Linked DNA regions of Mus musculus: regions 2 and 3 are each linked to region 1. The links are chromatin loops, found by intact Hi-C in ENCODE. Cell type or tissue: heart. All regions are shown on one strand. Each heading gives the region's core, and the rest is flanking DNA. Links, peaks and the distances in the headings are about the cores only. Region 1 holds the start of Gm5165 (predicted gene 5165). Region 2 holds the start of Gm6712 (predicted gene 6712). Region 3 overlaps Gm38396 (predicted gene, 38396).

The links. A loop is a pair of places that touch in the nucleus more often than their neighbours do. Peaks named below come from ENCODE experiments on the same cell type or tissue, not always from the same donor. Only the 100,000 strongest peaks of a DNase experiment are listed, where the experiment ranks them.
Region 2: it touches region 1 in a loop (1.8-fold over the local background); 5 of 42 quality-filtered maps call a loop at or near these places.
Region 3: a loop joins it to region 1, with 2.9 times the contacts of the local background. A loop is called at or near these places in 5 of 42 quality-filtered maps.

Annotation. Positions count from the first base shown.
Region 1 is chr17:17,230,203-17,238,611 of GRCm38, forward strand. It overlaps Gm5165 (predicted gene 5165), which reads left to right and starts at 4,701. Exons shown (of 4, transcript NM_001362181.1): 1 at 4,701-4,823. The coding sequence starts at 4,794. In heart, for the core only: no CTCF peak of the experiment used is centred there; a DNase peak (open chromatin) is centred at 4,519; H3K4me3 peaks cover 1,451 bases; H3K27ac peaks cover 343 bases.
Region 2 is chr17:17,289,788-17,298,196 of GRCm38, forward strand. Gm6712 (predicted gene 6712) reads left to right here and starts at 4,656. Exons shown (of 4, transcript NM_001324550.1): 1 at 4,656-4,802. The coding sequence starts at 4,773. In heart, for the core only: a CTCF peak has its summit at 4,155; a DNase peak (open chromatin) is centred at 4,514; H3K4me3 peaks cover 1,097 bases; H3K27ac peaks cover 259 bases.
Region 3 is chr17:17,181,005-17,189,413 of GRCm38, forward strand. The region is part of intron 1 of Gm38396 (predicted gene, 38396); the gene reads left to right. Among named protein-coding and RNA genes, the nearest start is that of Gm38396, 5.9 kb to the left of the region's middle. In heart, for the core only: no CTCF peak of the experiment used is centred there; no DNase peak of the experiment used is centred there.

The DNA of each region.
Region 1 (8,409 bases), core at 236-8,235:
CATCTGATGGGTGGGGAAAGGGGAACACTTAGAAAGTTACAGAGATCTGGCATGGGCTAGGCTCTCAGGACTCAATATGGGTAACCTTAGCTGAAATAGTGGGAATATGAAAATAAAAGAGACCACCTCTAGTCCCAGTTGGCAGGTGGAGGGAAGAAACTGGGTGGGAGAGGAGACAACGGGAGGACAATGGAAGGGTTCAGGATCAGGTGTGGGGAGGGAGAGGACAGATAGCCAGATGGCCATGAGAATGTATGGAAATCTCTAACTGAAGGAGCTGGGGAGGTGGCAAACATCACGATCTACCTTCTGCAATGGAGCATCAAGTTCCCTATGTGCCAAGCCTGGCTTGGCCCTGCTGGGACAGAATGACATGTTTCCTGACCCTAGGACAGGGCCTTGATGTGAGCTTCCTAGGGTGTTTAGGGCTGCTGTGGCCAAAAGGCTTACTTGAATTATAATCTAAATATTTCACATTCCTCTGAGGAAATTCCTCCCTGTTAAGATTAATGACTCTACATTAATGAAAAGCTGAAATGCAGGAGTTAAGGGTGTGGCTACCTCTCAGCAAAATGGTAAACACTGGAACATCAGAGAAGCACTTAAGGGAAGGAGTTCTCTTGCAAGCACCCTGACTTGCCAGCAAGAACAATGCTGCAACAGGATCCTTCTGCACAGGTTTATTGGGAGAGCTTGATTGCAGAGGCGAAGAGACCCCAAGCCCAGAACTGGTGCTGCTTATATAGGCCTAGGAGTGGCGTGTCTCACACCCAGATTGGTTATGTATGGGTTATGCTTACCACCTCATTTGCATGTCTCACATCTGATTGGTTAACTTCTCTCTCATCTGATTGGTTAGCTTGTCTCTCATCTGATTGGTTAACTTGTCTCTCATCTGATTGGTTAACTTGTCTCTCATCTGATTGGTTAATTCTCAAAACCTCATCTTGGCAAAAAAACTTTACTGCCTATGTATGTGTGCTGGCCAGTGGTAGCCAGCACCACCCAGCGCCACCCTGCAATGGCACATGTGGCTTCACACAGAGTTCTAAATACCTGAGTTTGAAAATGCATAATTTTTCAAACACGCAAAAATAATGATTCAGTTCGAATTATATGAGGATCTTCATGAAACTGAAGGAACAAAAGCAGCTGCACTGTGAACCAACATGTCAGAAAATTACTAAGGAAGGAAGTCAAGAGATTTAGGGAGTGATAATTGAAGAGGATTTCACCCAGCTTTTTGTTTGTTTGATTGTTTGTCTGCTTGCTTGTTTGTTTGTCTATTTAAGCTGACATCGACAAATAGATTCCTGAGTTCAGGATCAGCCAAAAACAGGTTAAGGTTCCCCCTAAGGCCTGGTGAAAATAGTAATTTCAGTGCAGAGTCCCGCTCAACTAGCTTATCATCCGTGCTTACAAAAGGCAGACAGATCTTTGAGTTATTTTGGAATTTTAAGAAAAAATGTATGTCTCCTATCTTCTAAGAATCAAGGCACTGGGGTCATGGGATGCTGATTCATGAGCTAATCAAAAGGAAAACCTGTAGTAAATGACTGGATTGATAGGTAAAATAAAAGACTGTGAAAAAGTAAAACGTAAAAACAAAATTCTAGGCCTTTAGGCCCAGGCTTGGGAATGTGGCCTTTGTGACTCAATGATCCAAGGTATGCTAATCATAAAACAGATAGCGACATTCCTCCACCAACCCACTTCCTGGTTTCAAAGAGTGTTCATTCAAAGAATGTGCTATTGTTAGGGGCTCTTAGAAACTGTCTTGAGAGATAACCTGAACAATTACCAGGTATTCCTTGTGACACTTGTGACTTTGCACTTCCTTGTGACTCTTAACTGGTATCTTTGGTATTTTCCAACAATGCCCTTCCCACTTCCTTGGGTTGTGGTTTCTTCCTTTAAATACCCCCTTATCCAGCTACTCAGGGCGCCACGGTCTTCTATCCCTACATGGTGTATGACCGTGGGCCCGAGAGCGCTCTTGAATAAAAATCCTCTTGCAGTTTGCAGCAAGACCATTACTTGTGGGTGATTTTGGGGTTTCGCCTCTCCTGAGTCAGAACATGGGGGAGTCCTCACGTTGTGGGTCTTTCAACTGAACCTGTCTTCTCCTTGAGATGATTCATCCACAAAAATTTTAGGACAAATAGAACTGCTTGGAGAATGAACACACACCACACACACACACATACACAGAGAAAGAGAGAGAGAGAGAGAGAGAGAGAGAGAGAGAGAGAGAGAGAGAGAGAGAGGGGTGGGCAAGCAGGAAAGCAGGACTTTGACAGAGAGATATCTAAGAATGGCAAGCAAGCAGAATATAGACAGAGAAATCTCCAGAGAGGAAACACAACAAAAAGCAGACTGGAAAAGCTGTATCAAGCAGAACACAGGTCAACAGCTTGGAATCACCATTTTTCTTATCCAGACACCACTTCTTTCACTCTCAGAACCTTTCTAAGCCAAACCTGGTCTTTGTCACCTATAAACACATACACACATACTGGTAATATATTCCATGTTTCCTACATGAGATTCTAGGCTCTTTGAGCCACATGAATAACACCCTATCACCCACACTATCCCCAATTATACACTCATTGCCACCGCAAATTTACCTCTTCAAACCCTGCAAGGCTTTCCTTAAGTTTTGCCAATCTTTCTATCCAAAAGAGGCAGCCTGAAAAGTATGAAAACACATATATTTATCCAATCCCAGAGCAGTCAATTTCAGTGGTTTTGCAGTGTCCTTGCTTATACTCGTGATACATTTTTCCCAATTAATTCATTTTACATAAAGCAATGTTACTATTACTAAGATTTCTTTAAAATTGACCAGGAAATATAGACTTCGTGGATTATTTGGTATTCCTGAAGTACTTAAAAAATTTCTATCAATGTAGATTATACTTATCTCAAAATTCCAAGAAAGGATACAAATTTTTGTTTTTATTTATTACTAGCTATGCTAATAAAAGTTTAAATTCTTTAAAGTGGAAAATTTAATTTCATGACAGGCTACCCTAAAGTAGATACTCCTTCCACATCTGATGCATTACACACCCCTCTTCTTTACTCAGAATGCACATTGACTGTTGACTGGCCTTCCAATTATTGGTGATGCTATTGCAGAAGTCATCACATTCCTCCTGAGCAATGGCAGGCCTGTATCCATTCAAAATAGTCATAGTCTTAATGAACTATTCGGATCAACTTATTCATTTTTATTTATGTATTTTGTGTAGAGGTGGTGGTGGAGGGGGTGTTCCTCTCTGTTCCTTTTCATCTATTCCTACATCTTAAGTCTTATGCTTCTATTCTTCTTTTTTCAACTATTTAAGTCTTATATTTCCCTTCTTTCTCTTCATCTTTGTGTTCTCCTTCTCCTTCTTTATTTTATTTTATTTTATTTTGTGTGGTTTTTTTGAGACAGGGTTTCTCTTTGTAACATTGGCTGTCCTAGAATTCACTCTGGATGTAGACCAGGCTGGCCTCGACCTCAGAAATCTGCCTGCCTCTGCCTCCAGAGTGCTGGGATTAAAGGCGTGTGCCACCAGGCCCGGCTGGCATACATCTTCTTATGTCTTCAGTCAGGAATACTATAGTGCTGGCTCTCCCACATTCTTTAAATGCTTAAGGTTTACCTCCAGTATGGATTTTGTGGCGACTTTTATGATTACATATATTCGTTAAATACTTTCTAGGTTCCTTACAGTTGTTACGTTTTATTCCTATACATATTATGATATATACTGAAAACCAGCTGAAACAATCAGCCACATGGACTGAACAACCACTGGATTGCTCAACTTCCCATTGGTATAGAGTTATAGTTGGAAGAGTTGGCTATCAGCTTGGGAGCCATACTAATAAATCCACTTTCCACATAAATAGAGAGACCCTAGAGCATTTTCCTAGTACAGCTGTGTTTTTGGTTTATTTTAAGATTTTATTTATTTTTTTTGGCACTTTCCTACTAAGGAAAAGAAAATAGAATAGTAGATTATAGAATAACAATAGAGCTCCAGCTGGAAAGTTTGTGCAATTTACCTGAACCCAGTAAGAAGCCACAATACAAAACGTTGTTTCTTAAAGTCACTAATTAGCAGTTAAACTGGGCATCCTTCCATTTGTGAGACAGATTTTTCACTCCACTGCAACTTTAGTAATATGCTTCATTCTACTAGCAAAAAGAGGAAGTGCCTTCTGAGGGCAGTGGAATCACAGGTCAGAATTTCAGTCCTGGCTCTTGAGAACAAGGTCACAGCTCACAAGGGGAGGAGCAGGCAACCAATCAAAGGTGAGCTGGAGAGATGGGGCGGCAAAGGCTGGCGTATAGGCTATCGGAAACCTGGGACAACTGCTACCAAAATACATATCTCTGCTGATGTGGAATAGGTGTGCGTTTAGATTGGAAGCCTGTGCACTGAACCACTATTCCGAGTTGCGTTTGCACCCTATCACCCTGAGAGAGTTGCTCCTGTCACTCAGGATTTACTGGCCAATCACGGCATTGAGGAGGATCTGCCAGTCATAAGAGGAGGGTGGTTTTTCCGGATGCATTTTGCTGGTTCCCTGTGAGATCTGCCAGTCAAAAGCGGAGGGTGGTTCTTCCGGAACGCATTTTCCTGATTCCCTGGGGGATCTGCCAGTCATAAGAGGAGGGCGGTTTTTCCGGAATCCATTTCGCTGGTTCCCTGTAATTAAGCAGGATTAAGTGATTTGTCCCCTGTGCTGCTGGGTACTGTGAAGGAAGCTCAGGCAAGTTCTGAAAGTGCGACATGATGAGGATATTGTCACTTCCCACAGAGGTGAGGAGCGGGATCGGGTGTGCTGGGTCCTACGGAAGGCTGGGTCGGAACCAGCAGCTACATGCAGGCACCTGTGAGTTGCCTCGTGGTTTTAGCCGCTTCTAGACCCAACGGTGGCACCTGCATAACTTCACTATCTGGGCTGAATATTCACAAAACCTTTCGAGCAGGGTCCTGTGTATAGAAACACCCTTAGCAGGATGCCAAAGGCAGACAGGCTAAGTTTCTTTCGTGTATTCTACAAGTTGTTCTCTTGGCATTTAGCGTTGAGTTTTGTACAAGGCAGTAAGAATGGATCAATTCGCATTCTTCAACATGCTAACCGTCAATTGAGCCAGCACCATTTGTTGAAGATGCTGTCCTCTTTCCACTGGATGGTTTGAGCTCCTTTGTCAAAGATCAAGTGAGCATAGATGTGTGAGTTTATTTCTGGGTCTTAAATTCTGTTCCATTGATCTGTCTGTCACTGGACCAGTAACATGCAGGGAGTTTTTTGTTTGTTTGTTTTTGTTTTATCACAATTGCTCTGTACTGCAGCTTGAGTTCGGGGATGGTGATTCCATCAAAGGTTCTTTTATTGATGAGGTAGTTTTTGATGTCCTAGGACTTTTGTCATTCCAGATTTATTTGCAAATTGCCCTTTCTAATTCTGTGAAGAATTGAGTTCCAATTTTGATGGGGATTGCAGTGAATCTGTAGATTGCTTTCAGCAAGATAGTCACTTTTACTGTACTAATCCTGCCAATCCATGAGCATGGGAGACCTTTCCATCTCCTGAGATCTTCTTTGATTTCTTTCTTCAGAGACTTGAAGTTCTTATACAGATCTTTCACTTCCTTAGTTAGAGTCACACCAAGGTATTTTATATTTGTGACTGTTGTGAAGGGTGTTGTTTCCCTATTTCTTTCTCATTCTGTTTATCGTTTGTGTAGAGAAAGGCCTCTGATTTATTTGAGTTCATTTTATATCCAGCTACTGCACTGAAGTTGTTTATCAGGTTTAGGAGTTCTTTGGTAGAATTTTTAGGGTCACTTATAGATACTATCATATCCTCTGCAAACAATATTTTGACTTTTTCTTTTCCAATTTGTATCCCCTTGATCTTTTGTTGTGGAATTGCTCTGGCTAGGACTTCAATAGTTATGGAGAAAGTGTGCAGCCTTGTCTAGTCCCTGATTTTAGTGGTATTGCTTTAAGTTTCTCTCCATTTAACTTGATGTTGGCTACTGGTTTGCTGTATTTGCCTACGAGGTAATGGCCTGCTCTTGTTGAAAGACACAGTGCCTATTCATACATTCAATAATATCTATCTTTTTAAGAAGTCAATTCTTGATTACACTTTTTAAGTTTCATTTTCTTAGAATTTCTCTGAACATCTAGATTTTTTTTTTCTCTTTAGTGTTTCTGGAGAATTTAAGTATTTTATCTGTTTTCTCAGCTGCTATGATCATTTGTTTCTCTTTAGAGAAATTTCTTCTATAGCCCAGGCTTGCCTTTTGCTATGTAATTTCTTTGAACACCTAATCCTGCTTCTGCTGTCCAATGCCTGAAGAAAAGCATATAAATTCTTCCAGGATAAGCCCTGACTGGTCAATGAGGGAAAAAGACAGAGAGATATGAATGAATGAATGAAGGAAGGAAGGAATGAATGAATGTTCTCCTACCTCCACCACTTTCTAGGGGAAATTATAGATCAAGAGGGACATTGGTAACAATTGATTTCACTGACCAACTTTGAAACCAAAGGGAGTGGGAAGAATGATGGAGGGAGCTTTCTTTGAAAATACCTTCTATTATCAGTGAATACTAATGTTATCAATGTTAGATGATCAATAAAAGTCCAAACTTGAAAATTTAGGTGGTTCACAGAACGAGACAATGAAGAATCTAGAGAAGGAAATGAATTAATTTTTAGACACTAAATATCTGTAGGTACGTGAATTCAACCAATACTTAAGTGCTTGACAAATTTCTGTGTCTATGACTAGTAGGAATTTTACTATCCCAATTTTACAGTGTGCATTGGGAAGGAAATGTATGAGTAATACTGGTTTGTCTAATACTTGGATAACTTTTCAATCATAAAGCCAATTTAAACTTTTAAAAATAAAATTTGATATTATAATTAAATCCTTTAGGTTTATCCTTTCTCACTGTTGTTAAGTCTTATGGCCCAGCACAAATGGCTTAGGTGCCTATTTAACAAATCAAAGCGGGCCAGAATGTCAGTTTCTCCCCAAAGCCCCCAGTTACCCTTTACAGTGTATGCCTAACAAAGCACACCCTGGATCTTAGGGATTGGGGTATACATCTCCCTGCTCCCCTTCCTTATGTAATCCACCCAAATTTGTTAGAATATCTTTTTCATCTATCATTTACCCACCTCATCACTTTGTCTGGTTTTCCTCTCCTTTCCTTCCTCTCTTCACATGGCTTTGGTTCCACTTGATCCTGGTCACTCTCTAAGATGTTCCTTTCTCTAACTCCACTCTCCCATGTATCAGCAATAAACTTTCTGTTCCACCATGTCTAGGAACAGCCATGTTCCTTTCCTTTTTATTTCCTTTTCCTTTCACCTCCCGTTAACCACTCCTTGTTTTCACATTTATGGCCACATCTACCTTCAATTGTTGCAACATTTTTAATTTAATTTCTTTTGAATATTTAATTTGATTTGATTTTAATTTTTTGAATTTAATTGAATTACCAGTCACATGGTTGTGTTTCATGGAAATTAAATTCCAGGCCATAAAAGGAGTTTTGAGTTTCAGGGGTTTTTCAGGTGTGCATGGTGCTTGGCACAAAGCAGACATTAAATTGTTCTTTACCATTGTTTTGCATGTGGGCTTCAGTTGTTGTCCTGAAATTACAAAGAAGTATGAGTGGCTGCAGAGACATACAAACCCTTTTGCTCATCTGAATTCACAAAAAGAGCTGTAACATATTGAGCTGCTCTATTTGGAGGAGAGATCAGTAGTATCTTTTTTTTTTTTTTCCAGTTTTTAAAATCTGGTTGAAACACCACTAAACATGGTACAAGTGGAAAAAAATCTCTTATGAAGTCCTTTGAATGAAAATTGTGAAAAGTTCCTGAAGAGACAGAAACCGCTCCATCTCCAAGGGAGAATACTCAGCGTAACTGTGGCTTCATAGAATGAATTGGTTGTGTTCCTTCTGTTTCTACTTTGTGAACTAGATTGAAGAGTATTGGTAGTGCGTCTTTTTTGAAGGTCTGATAGAATTCTGCACTAAAACCTGTCCTGGGCGTTTTGTTTGTTTGTTTGTTTGTTTGTTTAGGAGACTTTAAATGACTGCATGTATTTCTTTAGGGGCTTAAGGGACGGTTTCATGATTTATCTGATCCTGATTTAACTTTGGTATTTTACTATCTGTCTAAAAACTTGTCTATTACATCCGGATTTTCCAGTTTTGTGTAATATATATGGCTTTGGTAGTAGGATCTGATGATTTTTTGAATTTCTTCAGTTTCTGTTGTTATATCTCCCTTTTCATTTCTGATTTTGTTAATTTGGACACTGTCTTTGTGCCCTCTAGTTTGTGTGGCTAAGGGTTTACCTATCTTGTT
Region 2 (8,409 bases), core at 124-8,123, 59 kb after region 1:
GAAGAGTTAAAAATAAAAAAATAAAAACTGTGATCCAGTGATAGAGAACTCTCAACCAAGAAATCTAAATGGCTAAGAAGCACTTAAAGAAATAGACACCATTGTCAATAATGACAGAAATTCAAATCAAAACAACACTGAGAGTTCATCTTACTTCCATCAGAAAGTAAATAAGAAAAACCACAAGGGACAGTACATGCTGGTGAGGATGTGGAACAGGGGTGGGTGTACTCCTCCAAAGCAGGTGAGTTTGCAAACTGGTACAAACACTCTGGAAAACAACCTGCAAGTTAATCAGATAATTGGAATTAGTTCTACCTGAAGACCTTACTATACTGCTCCTGGACATGTACCCAAAAGATTCTCCACAATACCACAAGGACATGTACTCCACTATGTTCATAGCAGCCTTATTAGTCATAGGTGGAAACTAGAAGCAAACAGATTGTACCTTATCTGAAGAACACATTTACACAACAGAAGGGCTTTTCAGGTTCCAAAACAAAGAGATCATTAATTTTGCAGGCAAATGGGTGAAAGTAGAAAATTTTAGCCTGAGTGAGGTACCCCAGACCAAAAGACATACAAAGTATGTAGTCACAGAAGACAATAGTAGCCAAAAGTTACAAAATACCCATAATACTGGCCACAGAATCCAAGAAGTTAAGGAAGTCCCAAGTGGGGATGCTTCAATCCCACTTAGAAGAGGGAACAAAATTGACATGGCAGGGAGAAGGAGTGAGTTCCGTGGGACAGGATAAAAGAAGCTGGAAAGGGGACATGGTCAGGTATGGGAGAGACAGGAGAGAAGCCCAGAGGGCTAGCAATATGAAAGGAAATATGCATCTGATGGATGGGGAAATGGGAATAATTAGAAAATTAGAGACCTGGCATGGGCTAGGCTCTCAGGACTCAATATGGGTAACCTTAGCTGAAATAGTGGGAATATGGAAATAAAAGAGACCACCTCTAGTCCCAGTTGGCAGGTGGAGGGAAGGAAATGGGTGGGAGAAGAGACAACAGGAGGACAATGGAAGGGTTCAGGATCAGGTGTGGGGAGGGAGAGGACAGATAGCCAGATGGCCATGAGAATGTATGGAAATCTGTAACTGAAGGAGCTGGGGAGGTGGCAAACATCTCGATCTACCTTCTGCAATGGAGCATCAAGTTCTCTATGTGCCAAGCCTGGCTTGGCCCTGCTGGGACAGAGTGACATATTGCTTGCCCCTAGGACAGGGCCCTGATGTGAGCTTCCTAGAGAGTTCAGGGCAGCTGTGGCCAACATGCTTACTTGCATAGTAATGTAATTATTTCACATTCCTCTGAGGAAAGTCCTTCCTGTTAAGATTAATGACTCTACATTAATTACAAGCTGAAATCCCAGAGATAAGGGTGTGGCTACCTCTCAGCAAAATGGTAAACACTGGAACCTCAGAGAAGCACTTAAGGGAAAGAGTTCTAAATACATGAGTTTGAAAATGTATAATTTTTCAAACACGCAAAACTAATGATTCTGTTCGAATTATATGAGGATCTTCATGAATCTGAAGGAACAAAAGCAGCTGCACTGTGAACCAACATGTCAGAAAATTACTAAGGAAGGAAGTAAAGAGATTTAGGGAGTGGTAATTGAAGGAGATCTCACCCAGGTTTTTGCTTGTTTGTTTACTTGTTTGTTTGTCTGTTTAAGCTGACAAAGACAAATAAATTCCTGAGTTCAGGATCAGCCAAAGACAGATCAAAGTTACCCTAAGGCGTGGTGAAAATAGTAATTTCAGAGCAGAGTCCTGCTCAACTAGCCTATCATCCGTGCTTAATAAAGTCAGACAGATCTTTAGTTTTTTGGAATTTTAAGAAAAAATGTATGCCTCCTATCTTCTAAGAATCAAAGCACCGGGGTCATGGGATGCTGATTCATGAGCTAATCAAAAAGAAAACCTGGAGTAAATTACTGGATTGATAGGTAAAATAAAAGACTGCACCTGTCTTCTCCTTGAGATGATCCATCCAGAAAAATTTTAGGACAAATAGAACTGCTTGGAAATGAAAACACACACACACACACACACACACACACACACACACACACACACACACACCTGTACAAAGAGTGAGAGAGACAGAGTGTGAGACACACACAGTAAAAGAGGGGGGAGAGAGAGAGAAGGAGAGAGAGAGAGCTAGAGAGAGAGAGAGAAAGAGAGAGAGAGAGAGAGAGAGAGAGACAAGCAAGCAGGAAAGCAGGACTTGGACAGAGAGATCTTTAAGAATGGCAAGCAAGCAGAATATAGACAGAGAAAGACAGAGAAATCTCCAGAGAGGAAACACAACAGAAAGCAGACTGGAAAAGCTGTATCAAGCAGAACAAAGGTCAACAGCTTGGAATCACCATTTTTCTGATCCAGACACCACTTCTTTCTCTCTCAGAAACTCTCTCTAAGCCAAACCTGGTCTTTGGCACCTATAAACACATATCCACATACTGTTAACATATTCCATGTTTCCCAGAAGAGATTCTAGGCTCTTTGATGCACAGGAATAACACCCTACCTCCCACACTATCCCCAATTATACACTCATTGCCACTGCAAATTTACCTCTTCAAACCCTGCAAGGCTTTCCTTAAGTTTTGCCAATCTTTCTATCCAAAAGAGGCAGCCTGAAAAGTATGAAAATACATATATTTTTCCAATCCAGGAACAGTCGAGTTCAGTGGTTTTGCAGTATCCTTGCTCATACTCACGATACCTTATTCCCAATTAATTCATTTTGCAGAAAGCAATGTTACTATTACTAATGTTTCTATACAATTGACCAGGAAATATAGACTTTGAGGATTATTTGGTATTCCTGAAGTACTTAAAAATCTCTATCAATGTAGATTATATTTATCTCAAAATTCCAAGAAAGGATACAAGTATTTGTTTTTATTTATTACTAGTTATGCAAAAAAAAAGTTTAAATTTTTCACAGTGGAAACTTTAATTTCATAACACACTACACTAAAAGTAAATACTCCTTCCACATCTGCTGCATTACACACCACTCTTGTTTACTCAGAATGCACATTGACTGTTAACTGGCCTTCCAATTATTGGTGATGCTATTACAGAAGTCATAACATTCCTCATGAGCAATGGCAGACCTGTATTCATTCGAATTAGTCATAGTACCAATGAACTATTCTGATCAAGTTATTCATTTTTATTTCTGTATTTTGTGTAGGGGTGATGGTGGAGGGGGTGTTCCTCTCTGTTCCTTTTCATCTATTCCTACATCTTAAGACTTATGCTTCTATTCTTCTTTTTTCAACTATTTAAGTATTATATTTCCCTTCTTTTTCTTCATCTTTGTGTTCTCCTTCTCCTACTTCTTCTTTATTTTTATTTTATTTTATGTGGTTTCTATCGAGACAGGGTTTCTCTATGTAACATTGGCTGTCCTAGAATTCACTCTGGATGTAGACCAGGCTGGCCTCGACCTCAGAAATCTGCCTGCCTCTGCCTCCCGGGTGCTGGGATTAAAGGCGTGAGAAACCACGCCCGGCTGGCATACATCTTCTTAAGTCTTCAGTCAGGCATACTATAGGGCTGGCTCGCCCACATTCTTTAAATGCTTAAGGTTTACCACCCATATGGATTTTGTGGCTACTTTTATGATTTCATGTATTCGTTAAATACTTTCTAGGGTCATTACAGTTACGTTTTATTCCTATACTATTATGATATATACTGAAAATCAGCTGAGACATTCAGCCACATGGACTGAACAACCACTGGATTGCTCAACTTCCCATTGGTATAGAGTTATAGTTGGAAGAGTTGGCTATCAGCTTGGGAGCCATACTAATAAATCCACTTTCCACATACATAGAGAGACCCTAGAGCATTTTCCTAGTACACCTGTGTTTTTGGTTTATTTTAAGATTTTATTTTATTTTTTGGCACTTTCCTACTGAGGAATAGAAAATAGAATAGTAGATTATAGAATAACAATAGAGCTCCAGCTGGAAAGTTTGTGCAATTTACCCGAACCAAATAAGAAGCCACAATACAAAACGTTGTTTCTTAAAGTCACTCTTTAATTAGCAGTTAAACTGGGCACCCTTCCACTTGTGAGACAGATTTTTCAGTCCACTGCAACTTTAGTAATATGCTTCATTCCACTAGCAATAAGAGGAAGCACCTTCTGAGGGCAGTGGACTCACAGGCAAGAATTTGAGTCCTGGCTCTTGAGAACAAGGTCACAGCCCACAAAGGGGAGGAGCACGCAGCCAATCAGAGGTGAGCTGGAGAGATGGGGCGGCATAGCCTGGCGTATAGGCTATCGGAAACCTGGGACAATTGCTACCAAAATACATATCTCTGCTGATCTGGAATAGGTGTGCGTCTATATTGGAAGCCTGTGCACTGAACCACTGAACCACTATTCCGAGTTGCGTTTGCACCCTCTCACCCTGAGAGAGTTGCTCCTGTCACTCAAGATTTACTGGCCAATCACAGCATCAAGGAGGATCTGCCAGTCATAAGAGGAGGGTGGTTTTTCCGGATGCATTTTGCTGGTTCCCCGTGAGATCTGCCAGTCAAAAGCGGAGGGTGGTTCTTCCGGAATGCATTTTCCTGTTTCCATGTGGGATCTGCCAGTCATAAGAGGAGGGTGTTTCTTCCGGAATCATTTTCGCTGGTTCCCTGTAATTAAGCAGGCTTAAGTGATTTGTCCTGTGTGCTGCTGGGTACAGTGAAGGAAGGTCAGGCAAGTTCTGAAAGTGCGACATGATGAGGATATTGTCACTTCCCACAGAGGTGAGGAGCGGGATCGGGTGTGCTGGGTCCTACGGAAGGCTGGGTCGGAACCAGCAGCTACATGCAGGCACCTGTGAGTTGCCTCGTGGTTTTAGCCGCTTCTGGACCCAACGGTGGCACCTGCATAACTTCACTATCTGGGCTGAATATTCACAAAACCTTTCGAGCAGGGTCCTGTGTATAGAAACACCCTTAGCACGATGCCAAAGTCAGACAGGCTAAGTTTCTTTCGTGTATTCTACAAGTTCTTCTCTTGGCATTTAGCATTTTGGTTGTCATTCATTTCGAGTTAAATTTGTCTATGTTTAATATGTATCTCATGTGTTTGGTGAATGAAAGCACATTTTTTTTTCAATATTTCTCCGTGGTTTTTTTTAATAACCAGAAAAAGTGTGGACTAATTTTAGAACAGCTTCGTCTTTAGTTTTTTATAAAATTGTTTCTGAGACAAAGTATGTTGACACGTGGGTCCTAGTCTCTTTCTCTACCTTGCTAAACTTCATAATTCATTAGTTAAATGGCTGTACCACAAGAGAGTTTTAAATTGCTCATTTTAGTCATGTAATGTACTGCCCTTTGCAGTAGAAGTAGAAGTACTTGCATATGGAGCATGGCTTCTGTCTTCAGACTTCAACAGGAGGAACAGTTTACTGTGTACAGTTCAGGGCTAAACAGTGTAGACAATAGCTAGCTCCTACACTGTAGTTTAAGGGAATCATCTGCAGGGGTCATCATTATGAACAAGCTTCTGATGGTGTAATTTACAATTACCAAGGTAAATTAAGTCATGCATGTGAATAAAAATAATCCAGATTGGTGGGTATACCACCTGGGGAGGTTATGTTGAACCAAACTTCATTGATCTAGATAAGGCCATTCAGAAATTTGAATCAAGGGTAATTGGCTTTATCTATGTGTGTCAAGTTATAGACTTCAGCAGCTAATGTTGCATATAATGACGGGATCATACATTATCTTATTGATGCCATTTCCCTAAAAGGTAATAGCCTGCTATTGTTGAAAGACACTGTATCTAGGCATACTTTCTTTTTTATTTCTTAGATATTTTCTTCATTTACATTTCAAATGCTATCCCCAAAGCCCTCTATAGCCTCCCCCTGCCCTGCTCCTCAACCCACACATTCCCTCCTCCTGGCCCTGGCATTTCCCTGTACTTGGCCTCATGATCTTCACAAGACCAAGAGCCTCTCCTCCCATTGATGGCTGACTAGGCCATCCTCTGCTACATATGCAACTAGAGACAAAGCACTGGGGGTTACTGGTTAGTTCATTTTGTTGTTCCTCCTATAGAGTTTCAGACCCCTTTAGCTCTTTGGGTACTTTCTCTAGCTCCTTCATTAGGGGCCCCGTGTTCCATCCAATAGATGACTGTGAGCATCCACTTCTGTATTTGCCAGGCACTGGCATAGCCTCACAAGAAGAGCTATGTCAAGGTCATGTCAGCAAAATCTTTCTGGCATATGCAATAGTGTCTGGGTTTGGTGGTTGTATATGGAATAGATCCCCGAGTGGGGCAGTTTCTGGATGATCATTCGTTCAGTCTGCTCCACACTTTGTCTCTGTAACTCCTCACATGAGCATTTTGTTCCCCCTTTCTAAGAAGGACCCAAGTATCCACACTTTGGTCTTCCTTCTTCTTGAGTTTCAATTGTTTTGCAAATTGTATGTTGGGTACTCTGAGTGTATGGGCTATTCTCCCCTTATCAGTAAGTGCATATCATTTGTGTTCTTTTGTAATTGGGTTTCTTCACTCAGGATGATATCCTCCAGATCCATCCTTTTATCTAAGAATTTCATGACTTCATTGTTTTTAATAGTACTTCATTGTGTAAATATACCACATTTTCTGTATCCATTCCTCCATTGAGGAACATCTGGGATCTTTCCAGCTTCTGGCTATTATAAATGAGGCTGCTATGAACATAGTGGAACATGTGTCCTTATTACATGTTAGAGCATCTTTTGGGTATAAGCTCAGGACTGGTATTGCTGGGTCCTCAGGTAGTCCAATTTTCTGAGGAACTGCTAAACTGATTTCCAGAGTGGTTGTACAAGCTTGCAATCCCACCAACCATGGAGGAGTGTCCCTTTCTCCACATCCTTGCCAGCATCTGTTGTCACCTGAATGTTTGATTTTAACCATTCTGACTGCTGTGAGATGGAATCTCAGGGTTGTTTTGATTTGCATTTCCCTGATGATTAAGGATGTTGAACATTTTTTCAGGTGCTTCTCAGATATTCAGTATTCCTCTGTTGAGAATTCTTTGTTTAGCTCTTTACCCCATTTTTAATAGGGTTATTTAGTTCTCTGGAAGCCAGCTTCTTGAGTTCTTTATATATATTAGATGTTAGCCACCTATCAGATTTAGGATTGGTAAAGATCCTTTCCCAATTTATTGCTAGCCTTTTTGTATTATTGACTTACTGTCTTTTCCCTTATACAAGCTTTGCAATTTTGTGAGGCCCCATTTGTTGATTCTCGATCTTACAGCATAAGTCATTGCTGTTCTGTGCAGGAATTTTTCCCCTGTGCCCATATCTTTGAGGCTTTTCCCACTTTCTACTCTATATGTTTCAGTGTCTCTGGTTTTATGTGGAGTTCCTTGACCCAGTTAGACTTGAGCTTTGTATAAGGAGATAAGAATGGATCAATTTGCATTCTACATGCTATCTGCCAATTGAGCCAGCACCGTTTGTTGAAGATGTTGTCCTCTTTCCACTGGATGGTTTGAGCTCCTTTGTCAAAGATCAAGTGAGCATAGATGTGTGAGTTTATTTCTGGGTCTTAAATTCTGTTCCATTGATCTGACTGACTGTCACTGTACCAGTAACATGCATGGGGGTTTTGTTTGTTTGTTTGTTTTTGTTTTTGTTTTTTTTTTTTTTGTTTTATCACAATTGCTCTGTAGTACAGCTTGAGTTCGGGGATGGTGATTCCACCAAAGGCTCTTTAATTGTTGAGATAGTTTTTGCTATCCTAGGATTTTTGTTATTCCAGAATTATTTGCAAATTGCCCTTTCTAACTCTGAGAAGAATTGAGTTCCAATTTTGATGGGGATTGCAGTGAATCTGTAGATTGCTTTCAGCAAGATAGTCATTTTTACTGTACTAATCCTGCCAATCCATGAGAATGGGAGACCTTTCCATCTTCTGAGATCTTCTTTGATTTCTTTCTTCAGAGACTTGAAGTTCTTATACAGATCTTTCACTTCCTTAGTTAGAGTCACACCAAGGTATTTTATATTATTTGTGAGTACTGTGAAGGATGTTGTTTCCCTATTTCTTTCTCATTCTGTTTATCGTTTGTGTAGAGAAAGGCCTCTGATATATTTGAGTTCATTTTATATCCAGCTACTGCACTGAAGTTGTTTATCAGGTTTAGGAGTTCTCTGGTAGAATTTTTAGGGTCACTTATAGATACTATCATATCCTCTGCAAGTAATGATATTTTGACTTTTTCTTTTCCAATTTGTATCCCCTTGATCTTCTTTGTTGTGGAATTGCTCTGGCTAGGACTTCAAGTCCTATACTGAGTAGTTATGGAGAAAGTGGGCAGCCTTATCTACTCCCTGATTGTAGTGGGAT
Region 3 (8,409 bases), core at 173-8,172, 49 kb before region 1:
TGCTGTCCAATGCCTGAAGAGAATCATATAAATTCTTCCAGGATGAGCCCTGACTGGTCAATGAGGGAAAAAGACAGAGAGATATGAATGAAGGAATGAATGATCTCCTACCTCCACCACTTTCTAGGGGAAATTATAGATCAAGAGGGACATTGGTAACAATTGATTTCACTGACCAACTTTGATAATGGTGTATTCACAGCAACCAAAGGGAGTGGGAAGAACGATGGAGGGAGCTTTCTTTGAAAATACCTTCTATTATCAGTGAATACTGATGTTATCAATGTTAGATGATCAACAAAAGTCCAAACTTGAAAATTTACGTGGTTCATAGAATGAGACGATCAAGAATTTAGATAAGGAAATGAATTAATTTTTAGACACTAAATATCTGTAGGTACGTGAATTCAACCAACACTTAAGTGCTTGACAAATTTCTGTGTCTATGACTAGTAGGAATTTTACTATCCCAATTTTACAGTGTGCATTGGGAGAGAAATGTATGAGTAATACCTGGTTCGTCTAATACTTGGATAACTTTTCAATCATAAAGCCAATTTCAGCTTTTAAAAATAAATTTTGATATTATAATTAAATCCTTTAGGTTTATCCTTTCTCACTGTTGTTAAGTCTTATGGCCCAGCACAAATGGCTTAGGTGCCTATTTAACAAATCAAAGCAGGCCAGAATGTCAGTTTCTCCCCAAATCCCCCAGTTACCCTTTACAGTGTATGCCTAACAAAGCACACCCTGGATCTTAGGGATTGGCATATACATCTCCCTGCTCCCCTTCCTTATGTAATCCACCCAAATTTGTTAGAATATCTTTTTCATCTATCATTTACCCACCTCATCACTTTGTCTGGTTTTCCTCTCCTCTCCTTCCTCTCTTCACATGGCTTTGGTTCCACTTGACTCTGGTCACTCTCTAAGATGTTCCTTTCTCTAACTCCACTCTCCCATGTATCAGCAATAAACTTTCTGTTCCACCATGTCTAGGAACAGCCATGTTCCTTTCCTTTTTATTTCCTTTTCCTTTCACCTCCTGTTAACCACTCCTTGTTTTCACATTTATGGCCACATCTACCTTCAATTGTTGCAACATTTTTAATTTCATTTCTTTTGAATATTTAATTTGATTTGATTTTAATTTTTTGAATTTAATTGAATTACCAGCCACATGGTTGTGTTTCATGGAAATTAAATTCCAGGCCATATACGGAGTTTTGAGTTTCAGGGGTTTTTCAGGTGTGCGTGGTGCTTGGCACAAAGCAGACATTAAATTGTTCTTTACCATTGTTTTGCATGTGGGCTTCAGTTGTTGTCCTGAAATTACAAAGAAGTATGAGTGGCTGCAGAGACATACAAACACTTTTGCTCATCTGAATTCACAAAGAGAGCTGTAAAATATTGAGCTGCTCTATTTGGAGGATAGATCAGTAGTATCTTTTTTTTTTTTCCAGTTTTTAAAATCTGGTTGAAACACCACTAAACATGGTACAAGTGGAAAAAAATCTCTTATGAAGTCCTCTGAATGAAAATTGTGAAAAGTTCCTGAAGAGACAGAAACCGCTCCATCTCCAAGGGAGAATACTCAGCGTAACTGTGGCTTCATAGAATGAATTGGTTGTGTTCCTTCTGTTTCTACTTTGTGAACTAGATTGAAGAGTATTGGTAGTATGTCTTCGTTGAAGGTCTGATAGAATTCTGCACTAAAACCTGTCCTGGGCGTTTTGTTTGTTTGTTTGTTTAGGAGACTTTAAATGACTGCATGTATTTCTTTAGGGGCTTAAGGGACTGTTTCATGATTTATCTGATCCTGATTTAACTTTGGTTTTTATTATCTGTCTAAAAACTTGTCCATTACATCCGGATTTTCCAGTTTTGTGTAAGATATGGTTTTAGTAGTAGAATCTGAATAATTTTTTTGAATTTCTTCAGTTTCTGTTGTTATATCTCCATTTTCATTTCTGATTTTGTTAATTTGGACACTGTCTCTGTGCCCTCTAGTTTGTGTGGCTAAGGGTTTACCTATCTTGTTCATTTTCTCAAAGAACCAGCTTCTTTGAACCAGTTTTGTTGATTACTTGCATAGTTCCTTTTCTTTCTGTTTGGTTTATTCCAGCCCCGATTTTGATTATTTCCTGTCTACTTCTCTTGGGTTTATTTCCTTCTTTTTGTTCTAGAATTTTCAGGTGTACTGTTAAAATGCTAGTGTATGCTCTCTCCAGTTTGTTTTTGGAGGCACTCGGAGCTGAGTTTTCCTCTTAGCATTGCTTTCATTGTGTCACCTAAGTTTTGGTATGGTGTGCCTTCATTTTCATTAAATTCTCCAAAGTTTTTAATTTCTTTTTTTTTTCCTTAGCCAAATTATCATTAAATAGGGAATTGTTCAGCTTTCATGTTTATGTCAGCTTTCTGGTGTTTTTTATTACTACTGAAGACCACCCTTAGTCCTTGGTGATCTGACAGGATGCATGGAATTATTTCAGTCTTGTATCTTTTGAGGACTGTTTTGTGACTGATTCTATGGTCAATTTTGGTGATGATACAATGAGGTACTGAGAAGAAGGTATTTTCTTTTGTTTTAGGATGAAATCTTCTATAGCTATCTATTAAATCCACTTGGTCCATAACTTCTCTTTGTTTCAGTGTGTCTGTTTATTTTGTGTTTTCATGATTAGTTCACTGATAAGAGTGCAGTTTTGACTTCTCCCACTATTATTGTTGATGTGCAACGTGTGCGGAGGCTTAGTTGTGTGTGTAGAGGCTTAGTAGCGTTTCTTTTATATATGTGGTTGCCCTTGCATTTGGAGGGTAGATATTCAGACTAGAGAGTTCCTCTTGGTAGATTTTCCCTTTCAGCAATATGAAGTGTCCTTCCTCATCCTTTTTAGATAACTTTTGATTGAAAGTTGCTTTTATTCGATATTAGAATGGCTACCCCAGCTTGTTTCTTGGGACCATTTGCTTGGAAAATTGTTTTCCAGCACTTTTTTTCTGAGGTAAGTAGCTTTCTTTGACACTAAGGTGAGTTTCGTGTTTGCACCAAAATGTTGGGTCCTGTTTATGCATCCAGTCTGTTATCCTATATCTTTTTATTAGGGAATTGAGCCCATTGATGTTAAGATATAGTAAGGAGTAGTGATTGCTGCTCCCTGTTATTTTTGATACTATTTTTATGTTTCTGTGGCTATTTTCTATTTTGCTTGTTGAAAGATTACTTTGTTGCTTTTTCTAGGGTGTAGTTTCCCTCCTTGATTTATATTTTCCATCTGTTATCCTTTGTAAGGCTGGCTTTGTGGCAAGATATGGTGTAAATTTGTTTTTTTCAAGGAATATCTTGGTTTCTCCATCTATGGTAGTTGATGGTGAAGGGCAAAGCAGGGAGATGGGGTATGGTATAAGGGGCTTTTAGTAGGGGGGGAAAATGGGGAAAGGGGGTAACACTTGAGATGTAAATTAAGAAAATATCCAATAAAAAATGTCCTCTATTATCATCATGAGAAGTGATTTTAAACCTAAACCTTGCTTTTCCAGTGTGATGGGGTATCCAGGACTTGCTATGCTGGGGGAGCTGGGTGCAGATGATGCCAGATAGCCTTAGTTTCTGTGGCTTATGTTCTTGTTCTTGCCTCTCTCCATCTGATTATCTCTATTGCTACTTGCACTCACTGTCTCTGACTGGAGCCTGTCTCTCCTGTTTTGTAGTTGTGTCAGAACTCAGAGTCCAGCTCTGTCTGTGATCCTGAGATCCTGGGTGTAAGAGCTCCTGGGAGTCAAGATGCCTTTGGGATCCTGAAATCCTGGTGTGACCAAGTTTTGCCATCCTGTGATTCTATTATCCTATAATCCTGGGTGTGTTAGAGCACCTGGGAGTGCAGCTTCCTCTAGGTGTTGTGGGATTGGGTGCACAGCTAGCAGCCAGGTCTGCTCAGGGACTGGCTCAGACTAAAAAAAGACTTAATGTATTATATAGTGAATGTATCATCAATACTCTGTAACATTAAAGATGATTTTTTGATTGTTTGTTTTTATTTTTTCATTTTTTGGTTTTTTGATACACAGTTTTGTGTGTGTGTGTGTACCCTAGCTGTCCTGGAACGCACTCTGAAGACCAGCTTGCCTGGAAGTCAGAAATCTGCCTGCCTCTGCCTCCCAAGTGCTGGAATTAAAGGCTTGCACCACCACTGCCTGGCCATAAAGATGTATTTTTCATTTGAACATTAATTCAACATTAGGTTTTCTTAAAGGGAAGCAAGAATATTTTAGAATTTAGTGAGCAGTTACCTTTGTAATTCCACTATTCCAACTATTGAAAAATAACACAAGAAAATGACATGAGTAAGTTTTATGTTATATGTTTTGTGTGTGTGTGTGTGTGTGTGTGTGTGTGTGTGTGTGTGTGTGTGAGTGTGTGTGTGTGTGTGTATTTCTCACTTTGAGGTGGGCAAAACTTTGATTTCCTGCATTAAGTTAGGACCTAGGAATGTGCTTGTCATGAACTCCTGCATAATGTTCATCTTGTACCCAAACAGAATGAGAACTGTATCTGTCAAAATAATGCTTCCCTTGTCTCCATTTTATGCTTTGTTTATTGTTGTTTCCCTTCTTCCATGAATTTTCACTTAGGAAATGTTGGACTCATTTAATTGGAACTAGATTCTTCTCTCATACAGTGTACCAAGGCCACTGTTTTCCTCCCTTCACTCCATTCACTTACCCTCTCCCTCTTCTATCCTCCTCCTCCATAGATCCCCTCCCCTTTTTCTGTTCTCTCAAAACAAGATAGAAAAGCCATGATGAAAGCTCTCCTTTTGAGCTTGGACATGGCAAGCAAATGGGAAGAAAAGGGGGTCAAGACCAAGCAAAAGAAGCAGAGATACACCTGCTCCCAGCGAGAGAAATTATTCAAATGCCCATGCTAATAGCCACGACATAGAGGAATAAGGCCTAGCTAACACACATGCCAGCCCCATTTTTGCCTAATAAGTCCATGTGAGGATTCCTAGAAATCCAGACAGTGTAAGCCGTGGGTTTCCTCTGATGTCCAGCTCCTCTAGTTAATCCAAATATTGGCTAGCCACTCAAAAAAGTTTGTCACAACCTTAACTCAGAACATATTCAGGCTGGAGAGATTTCAGTTTGAAGGTTTTGTAGCTTTTATTATGTCTAAGATTTTCTTTTTGTGGCCGGGGAGTACCCTCTCTCCATAGAGAGACTAGAACATATTTTCAGCTCTTTTTTCGAACATAGGGGTGAAAGACCCAAGCCTTTACACACTTGATTTTCAGTTTGATTTGGCTGTGTCAAAGTTGTCTTCAAGAATGAGTCCCTGAGGTGAGTTTTCAGTGAGTAATTTTCCCCCCTAAAGTCAGCATGAGATCCTTAGAGGCCTCTTTGGCCAACACCTCAAGGAAATGCAAACCTTTCATCACAGTGCTGGCTATAAAGATGGCCAGTTCAGAAACTCCTTTAGTCGTGGTCAATAGGATCGCCCTCATTGTTTCCTGAAGGTTTTCAGTACACTGGGTTCCTATACTAACCTGGAAAGTCCCCATAATTCCAGCTCTTTCTTCTTGCATCTCCTGCTCTCTTCCTACATTCCCATCTAAATGATCCCTCCCACTTCTTTTCACATTCACCCCAATCTTACCATGGAGTCTGTTCCTTTTCCCCTTCCCAGAAAGGTGCATGCAGGGTCTGTAGAAAGTAGCAGCTGAGTGATAGTCCATGGTGTAAATGTACCTTTTTTTTTATCCATTCTTCAGCTGTGGGACATATAATCTTGTTTTTAGTATCTGGCTAGTACAAATAAATCTATCAACAGAGTTGATCAAGTCTATTGTCGATGGAGAAACTTTTGCATGTATGCCTGTCTTAGGTGTTTATTGCTGTGAAGAGACACAATGACCAAGGCAGCTCTTTTTTAGATTTTTATTTATTTATTATATGTAAGTACACTGTAGCTGTCTTCAGACACTCCAGAAGAGGGCGTCAGATCTTGTTACTGATGGTTGTGAGCCACCACGCAGTTGCTGGGATTTGAACCTAGGACCTTCAGATGCAGTCAGTACTCTTAACCATTGAGCCTTCTCTCCAGTCTGCCAAGGCAGCTCTTATAAGGACAACATTTAATTGAGGCTGGCTTACAGATTCAGAGATTCTCTCTGTCATCATCAAGGCAGGAGCACCAGCGTCCTCGAAGGCATGGTGCAGGAGGACATGAGAGTACCTACATCTTCCTCTGAAGGCTCCTAGGAGAAGATTGTCTCCAAGGCAGCTAGCATAAGGATTTTAAAGCCCAAGCCAGAAAGTGGCACACCTGCTCCAACAAGGCCACACCTACTCCAACAATGCCACACCTCCTTATAAGGCCACTTTCTGAGCCAAGAATATGCAAACCACCACAATGACCAAGAGAGTGGTATATCTGGGTATTGAGGTAGATGGATTCCCCTTTTTCTGACAACCATGATATTGATTTACATAGTGTCTGTTTTAGTTTGCAGTCTCTCATAAGCTGTAGAGGTATATTCTCTGTAATGTGAACAGTCACTTCTGTTATTGATCTTAACTATTCTGACATGTTTAATGACATAAAAGGTTTCCTTTCCATTTCTATAATGTTGAATACTTGTTTCTAAGCCATTGAAGATTCATCTGTTGAGAAGTCTCAGTTTATATATGAACCCTGATCTTTATCTGCTTTCGTTTGTTTTTATTTTTAGACTATCTAGATTCTTGAGGTCTGTATATATTTTTGTATATTATGTCTCATATTTTTCTCTTATATAACACTATGAGATATGGATATGGCAAAAATCTTTTCCCATTTTGTAGACTGTCTCTTGTCCCACTGACTGGATTTTTGCCTTCCAGAAACATCACAGTTGCATGATGTCCAATTTACTAATTACTGATCTTATTGCCTGAGCTATTCGTGTTCTTCCCATAAGAACAGTAATGTGTCTCCTGTGACCGTGCACTCAAGGCCATTGCCCGCTTTTTCTTCTATCAGGGCCTGTGTGTCTGGTTTTAAGTGGACTTCTATTTTGTTCAGGATAAAGAATATAGATTTGTTTGCACATTCTTCTGCATGTAGAGCATTTTATAGTTTAACAAGCACCACTTGTTGAAGGTGCTGTGGGGTTTTTGGTATGTTTTGTTTGTTTCTTTTTTTATTCTTGTTGGCTTTTTTGTATGTTTCTTGATTCCTTAGCAATCACCAGGTGTGTGTATGTCATAGGAATTATATCTGTGTCTATACCTCTATTCCATTAATCAACTGTCTATTTGTGTCCCAATAAATTGCACGGTTTTTTGTTTTTTTGTTTTTTTTGAGACAGAGTTTCTCTGTGTATCCCTGGCTGTCCTGGAACATACTATGTAGACCAGGCTGGCCTCCAACTGAGAAATCTGCCTGCCTCTGCCTTCCAAGTGCTGGGATTAAAGGCATGCGCCACCAACTACTTGGCTATATTGCAGGTATTTTATTGTAATAGATGGCTTTGGCTCTCCAGGGTTTTTGTCCTGGGAGCTAGAAACTATCCTTTCAAGGTCTATTACAAGCTACTCTTTTAATTTTGAAGGGGATTTTATGGAATTTGTAGAATACTTTTGGCAAGATGGCTATTAATCATACTAATCTACGAGCATGAGAGATTTTCCCATCCTCCTATATCTGCTTCAGTTTTTTCACATAGTTGAACTTTTTTATTATTTTTTATTTTATTTTTGTTTGATTGTTTGTTTGTTTTGCTCTAGACAGGGTTTATCTGTCCAGTCCTGGCTGTCCTGGAACTCACGCTGTAGAACAGGCTGGCCTCGATCTCAGAAATCCACTTGCCTATGCCCCCTAAAGCACTGGAATTAAAGGCGTGTGCCACCACTGCCTGGCATAGTTGAACTTTTTATCATGCATGTACTTCAGTTCCTGTTTTAAAGTGGTTACTGGTTAGTTCATATTGTTGTTCCACCTGTAGGGTTCTAGATCCCTTTAGCTCCTTGGGTACTTTCTCTAGCTCCTCATTTGGGCGCCCTGTGATCCATCCAATAGCTGACTGTGAGCCTCCACTTCTGTGTTTGCTAGGTGCCAGCATAGTCTCACAAGAGACAGCTATATCAGGGTCCTTTCAGCAAAATCTTGCTAGTATATGCAATGGTGTCAGTGTTTGAAGGCTGATTATGGGATGGATCCCCGGGTATGGCAGTCTCTAGATGGTCCATCTTTTCGTCTCAGCTCCAAACTTTGTCTCTGTAGCTCCTTGCATGGGTATTTTGTTCCCAATTCTAAGAATCTCCTTTATTTATTTAGGGGAGATATTTATTTCCTCCTTAAGATCCTTTATCATTTCCATGAATTGGGAATTTTAGATCATAATCTTGCTTTTCAGATGGGCTAGGGTA